2 separate regions of the Homo sapiens genome follow, and region 2 is linked to region 1. Evidence: read pairs that join two places in POLR2A ChIA-PET (ENCODE). Cell type or tissue: Panc1. All regions are shown on one strand. Links, peaks and the distances in the headings refer to the core of each region. The heading gives the core; the rest is flanking DNA.

Region 1 (2,917 bases), core at 160-2,659:
TTATTAAAAAAGATGTCTTGAGCATATAGGTGTTCCATAGATATTTTATATCTTCCTTACCAATATAGTACTCTGCCCAATATTTAGAAGATATATCTCTTCCTGAATTCAAAATAGTAAACAGAAGATACATGAATATAAAAGCTGAAACACAACTTGCAACTGAACTGAATTTTGAAAACTACTTCCCCTTCGTTTTTAAAGAAAGCTGGCAAGACAATGTCTTCAAATAAATGAGTTGAAATAATTAGTACACTGTAAGGTTTTTTCTAAAGTCTTATTGCTCCCAAGTCCATTTTCTAGTGACGTTTTGCAGGACCTTCAAGCTGATTAATCTTCCCTAAAATGGGGCTAAGAATCTGAATTCTTCTAGCCCTGACTCCTGGGGCTGACATGAGTCCTCCTAAAGGGAAGATGAATAATTGAGCTTTTTCATATATTTTCCAGTTTGAAGAAGAAATATACACAGAGTATGTGTGTTTTAAATCTAAACAGTGAAATATACATTTTTGTGTGTGTTTTAGAAAGCTGGTGTATTACATCTGTTCTAAAAGTAGAAAAATTTGACAACACAATAGAACACTTGTCAGTGTGCTTTCTGACATCTCATTTTGTTGTTGTTCGGTGCTACCCTCATAAATATTCTAGGGAATGTGTAATATAAGGGAGGTTTTGGGAAATCCCAGGTGTAGGTTTCAAGCGATTGATCCGCCTCCTTTTGTTTTTGTCCTTAACCTGCTATGGGTGATCATGATGCTTGACCAGCCTAGGCGCTTTTCCTGCCGTTGGGGTTCTCTGGCTGGTTTAGTGCAGGACATACTAAGGATCTGGTTGGCACTGCTGTTTGAGAAGGCGCGTGAGCTGTGCTGTCTGGTGACTACTGAGCACTTGAAATGTGACTAGTGCAACTGAGGAAGTGAATTTTTAATTTTGTTTGTGATTAATTTAAATTCATATTCAAATAGGTACATGGCACTAGTGGCTACTGTACTGGACAATGAAGATAGAGAACATTTCCATCATCACAGAAAGTTCTCTTGGACAGCACTGCTCTAGCAATCTCATTCCAAGACTCCCATTGGCCTGGCAGAAATCTCTGAACAAGTCAACTGTTTCCCCAGCATTCTAATTTATCAGATGGAGGTGGAGTGCACATGCCCTGTGGTTGCCAAGAATATTAATATGTGAACAAAAACATAGTGCAGAGCTTTGTCTCGTAAGGAAAAAACAGTTTTTAAAAATACCATAGAAAACAAATGATGGTATTTCTTATAGTAATAACTATTAAAAGACGTCTAGTAACTGCTAGCATGGTGGTTTGAGAGAACTTATGCTAATTCATCTTTGAAGGATCTATAATCCATATCACTTTTTCTATTTAGGTACTTAAAGCTTTCACCAAAACACCCAGAATCAAATACTGCTGGAATGGACATCTTTGCCAAATTCTCTGCATATATCAAGAATTCAAGGCCAGAGGCTAATGAAGGTAAAAAACAAAAACTTGAATTAACATTGCAACAAAAAACCCCAAACAACAACAGGCTGTTATTATGACAGTGATTATAAATGAGTACTTTAGAGTCCAGCCATTCCCATAAGTAATAAAAACTGTCTTTCAGAGTTGGTCAGAAATTGGACAATAAACTGGAATAAGTCCCTATGTTGCTATTTTTCCATGTTTCTAGCTAGTAGCACAGTATATAGTAAGTGTGTGATAAAATGCTTCTTGAATGAAGTTTATTTCATCTTATTTTGAGAAGTTACTGTGAAGGGAGCTAGGCAAAGAATTAATGGTGCATCAGAAACAGTGGATTGTGTGGTTGTGGTGGTTTAGCATAGATTGGTTGAGCTTAATTTAAACTGTAACTAAATGTTTATTGTTGAGTGCCTGCAGCCTAGAGTCAGTCTGAGGTTTTTTTTTTTTTTTTTTTGCTTTGTTTTGTTTTTGTTGTTGTTGTTTTTGCTAATTACCCTTGAGCAATGTTTGGAGTTGCTTTAAGAGGGTAATTAGACATACTATCCTTCCAAATTTCTCTGCATCTTCAAGCTGGAATTTCATTTTCAAGTCATGTTTTCGCGGTAAGAGTTGTTTAGGTAGTACAGATGCAATTTTCTTTTATTTATTAAAGGACACTATTTTTATTATTTTATTCACCAAATGAATGTATAGTGTAGGGAGGTCTCTTTGGAAGAGGTTCCATTCAGTGAACCTTGTCTTAACTACAGCATTTAGTAATTTCCTTTTCTCTTCGGGATGTTAAGCAGAGTTCTCTCTGGGGAAAACTGTGTAGCACACATTAGTGTTTATTTGAAAGTAACCCAATAACCAAAAATGCTAGCTTCTAAAAATATTTATCATAGTTCCAGATAGTTTCCTAGCTTGAGTGGGATTCTTTTGAGAAGAAGTTTATGTCAGCAAATGAACAAGAATACCAAAGGGGAAAATATCAGTGCTGGTTAAACAAGAATGAATATCTTTTTAAAAAGTGAAATACTTGCTAATTTCCTTATGTTATTTCAGTACTATTATTATAAAATGCTGCAATTTTAAAATTTAGTATTGGATTCCAATGTCTTTTGCTCTTGATTTTTGGAATAATACTTAACTACATGAAATGTTTTTCTACAGTGAAGGGAAAAAAGGGAAAAATGTTAGTGCTCAGGTCTGGCTTGTATCTGTTAATAATGTATTCCAGTAGCTGCCATGGTTTGGAAGCAATTTTCTTTAGTAATTGGCTTTTTTTTTTCCTGACTAATGTTTCTGTCTAAGCAATTTATACATTAAGCAAGTGGTTATGTTGGAGCCCCTCCTTTCCACAGACAGTGTCTTTTCTGTTCTGCGCTTCATGCGAGCTAACTGTTCTTTTCATAAAACTACCCTTTTATACTTAGATGCCCCTGCTGCATACTTCTT
Region 2 (2,917 bases), core at 289-2,788, 300 kb before region 1:
GTGGTACAATCTCGGCCCACTGCAACCTCCCCTTCCTGGGTTCAAGCAAGCCACCATGCCTGGCCATGAAATAATGTAATATATTTTGAGATAAGCATCTTCAATTACCTTCAACGATATTTGTAGCTTAAGTATACATTAACAAAATATGTGTATGATCTGTATGCTGAAAATTATATGCTAAACTGTATGCTAAAACACTAATGAAATAAATAGTATTTTACATCATTTAAAATTTTATATATTGGCCAGGCGTGGTGGCACAGGCCTGTAATCCCAGCACTTTGGGAGGCCGAGGTGGGTGGATCACCCTGAGGTCAGGAGTTCGAGACCAGCCTGGCCAACATAGCAAAACCCCATCTGTACTAAAAATACAAAAGTGAGTTGGGCATAGTGGTGGTGCACGCCTGTAATCCCAGCTACTTGGGAGGCTGAGGCAGGAGAATCGCTTGAACCTGGGAGGCAGAGGTTGCAGAGAGCCAAGATCGCGCCACTTCACTCCAGCCTGAGAGACTGAGAAAAAAAGATAAAAAATAAGGAGTTCCAATAAGTCAGAGTTTGTGTTTATAAATACAGTAGCCATTAAAACATAAAAATCCATCTTGAATAGCTAGCATTCCATATTTTCTTGAATTTTAATTCAGTTACAGGTTTCTTTCTGATCTGGAAAAATGATGATGGCAACATAAATAATAAAGGTTATCAAAGGTTTTTGCATTTTTCATATATTCTGCTCCCCTCTAGCACTTTTGACTGTAGGTCCCAGAATTTTACAAGTACTCAGATTATCAAAGTAAAGTTTTTAAATTCACCATGTCTAGCTGTATGTGCACTTTTTTCTGTTTAGTAAAGTCCATCTCTCTGGCTGTTTTAGTCAGTGGTGATTGATGAGAACCAAAAGCACTTTGCCTACCCCCAGGCAGAAATGGAGGCCTTGCCTTTGATATTAGTGGACCTGCAGGCTCTGGACACTGGAGAAATGGAATTTTCTAGATCAGATTTACAGAAAGACGTAGAATATAAATCTCTTGCCTTAGGATGCTAAAGATAATTTCACTGCTGAATGGATCAAGCCATTCCTTCTCAAGAGTAAAATCGTTCCTCCTACTCTGTTTATTTTGTTTTCTTTTGTTTTTTTTTTTTTTTTTTTGAGACAGGGTCTCGCTCTGTTCCCCAGGCTGGAGTGCAGTGGCACAATCACAGCTCTCTGCAACCTCCGCCTCCCAGGTTCAAGCAATTCTCGTGCATCAGTCTCCCGTCCTCCCACTCTTTAATGTTTAATAGAAGTGGTGGGCTCCTCATTTTTTTTTCAGTCCAAAGCAAAGGTGTGTGGCAAAATCATGTTCCCAGTTTGTTCTTCAGTGAAACAGCTAAACCTTGCCTTCTCCGAATTGGGATGGGGCAACAGAGTGGAGCCATGGTGGATCCAGAAAGGTCAGGAAATACACACTTGGCTGCCATCCTCATCTGTTGCTCCTTGAAACTGACCTTCCCATATGGCCTTTTCCACTTTTCTCCTTTACTGATGCCTATTATCCAGCTGTCAAGCACTCTTTCTTAAGTTCCCAAGAAGGTTGATGGTTATGTGTTGTTCTTAGCTATTTTAGGTACAAGGTATGTACTGTCATTTTGATGACTGACTAACTGCACAGGTGATCTTAGCATATGAAGGCAGCTTCTGGTCTGTATTTTGTGGAAAACCTACTTACATCATAGGAAAAAGCCTCAGGCATTGGTTTTTAGGCTGCATTGTTTGTGTTATGCCTGTAGACGTTGTGCTGCCAGAGGGGGATACTAAGTGACTACAGAAAAAGTTAAGTGGTTAATGATGATTTTTATTTTAATGGAATCCCCATTATCTTTTCTCAAATAAATATGCGGCCATCACCCAACAGGATGATGTTAATTTTATATCATTAGAGAATTCAGAAATTTCTAAAAGTGAGCTATTTCTGAAATAATTCTAAGGAGAAAAATAGTCATTTGGTTTTTGAATGAACAGCTGCAGATCCTTCCTGTTTATCGCAAGTCATTTTCAGTCCATTTTCATAGATTATGTCCTTCCCCTGCCGTCTGCAATCTTCTAAATCCCTTTCGTGCTAATGCCGGGTTATCAGGGGCAGCCTCAGGAATCTACATGGGGATGTCTGTGGACTCACAGAAGGGCAAAGCTACCAGCTGAGGGCTCGTAACCATTTTTCACAAATAGGAAACTGATGGTTTTGCCTCCAAGTTAATTCTTCATGCTTCCAAAGCACCTCACAGCTAGAATTCACGTATTTCATAACCATATTTATGCTACTTCAAGGGGAAAATGGGTGTGGAGGAGAGAGAAAGAACACAAAACTCAGTAAAAGCTTGCTAATCGGTTCTTGCATGGCTTCATTTTTGTATAATTCTTTTTAAGAGAGAGAGACAGGGTCTCACTCTGTTGCCCAGGCTGGAGTACAGTGGTGAGATTGTGGCTCACTGCGGCCTCGAACTCCTGGGTTCAAGCAATCTTCCCACCTTAGCCAACCGAGTAGATAAGACTACAAGCGTATGCCACCATGCCTGGCTAATTATTTAATTGTTTGTAGAGATGGGGTCTTGCAGTGTTGTCCAGGCTGGTCTCAAGTTCCTGGCATCCCACAGTGCTAGGATGAATGGGCCACTGTGCCTGGCCATTTTGTTATAATTCTTAATCCTATCACAGGTATTGGATTTTGGAAGAGAGAGAGAGAGAGCGCCGTATAACCCATTGCTGTCATCTGCATGTTACATTCAGTTACAGTGTATTTCTGGAATTTGAAAAAAAAATTATCTTGAAGGGAAATGGGAAGAAGGATATGATTATCAAGTAACTGTTTGCAAGATAGCTTCTGTCATACGATGCGTTGGTACTAGGAAGAATTCGTTGTGGGGGGCTAGGGATAAT

The links. ChIA-PET counts read pairs that join two places held together with the same protein. Peaks named below come from ENCODE experiments on the same cell type or tissue, not always from the same donor. Only the 100,000 strongest peaks of a DNase experiment are listed, where the experiment ranks them.
Region 2: POLR2A ChIA-PET joins it to region 1 with 11 read pairs; 2 of 35 experiments call an interaction of 5 or more read pairs at or near these places.

Annotation. Positions count from the first base shown.
Region 1 is chr1:24,825,628-24,828,544 of GRCh38, forward strand. CLIC4 (chloride intracellular channel 4) reads left to right here. Exons shown (of 6, transcript NM_013943.3): 4 at 1,383-1,489. Among named protein-coding and RNA genes, the nearest start is that of CLIC4, 82 kb to the left of the region's middle. In Panc1, for the core only: no CTCF peak of the experiment used is centred there; no DNase peak of the experiment used is centred there; H3K27ac peaks cover 249 bases.
Region 2 is chr1:24,523,698-24,526,614 of GRCh38, forward strand. The region is part of intron 2 of RCAN3 (RCAN family member 3); the gene reads left to right. Among named protein-coding and RNA genes, the nearest start is that of RCAN3, 22 kb to the left of the region's middle. In Panc1, for the core only: no CTCF peak of the experiment used is centred there; no DNase peak of the experiment used is centred there.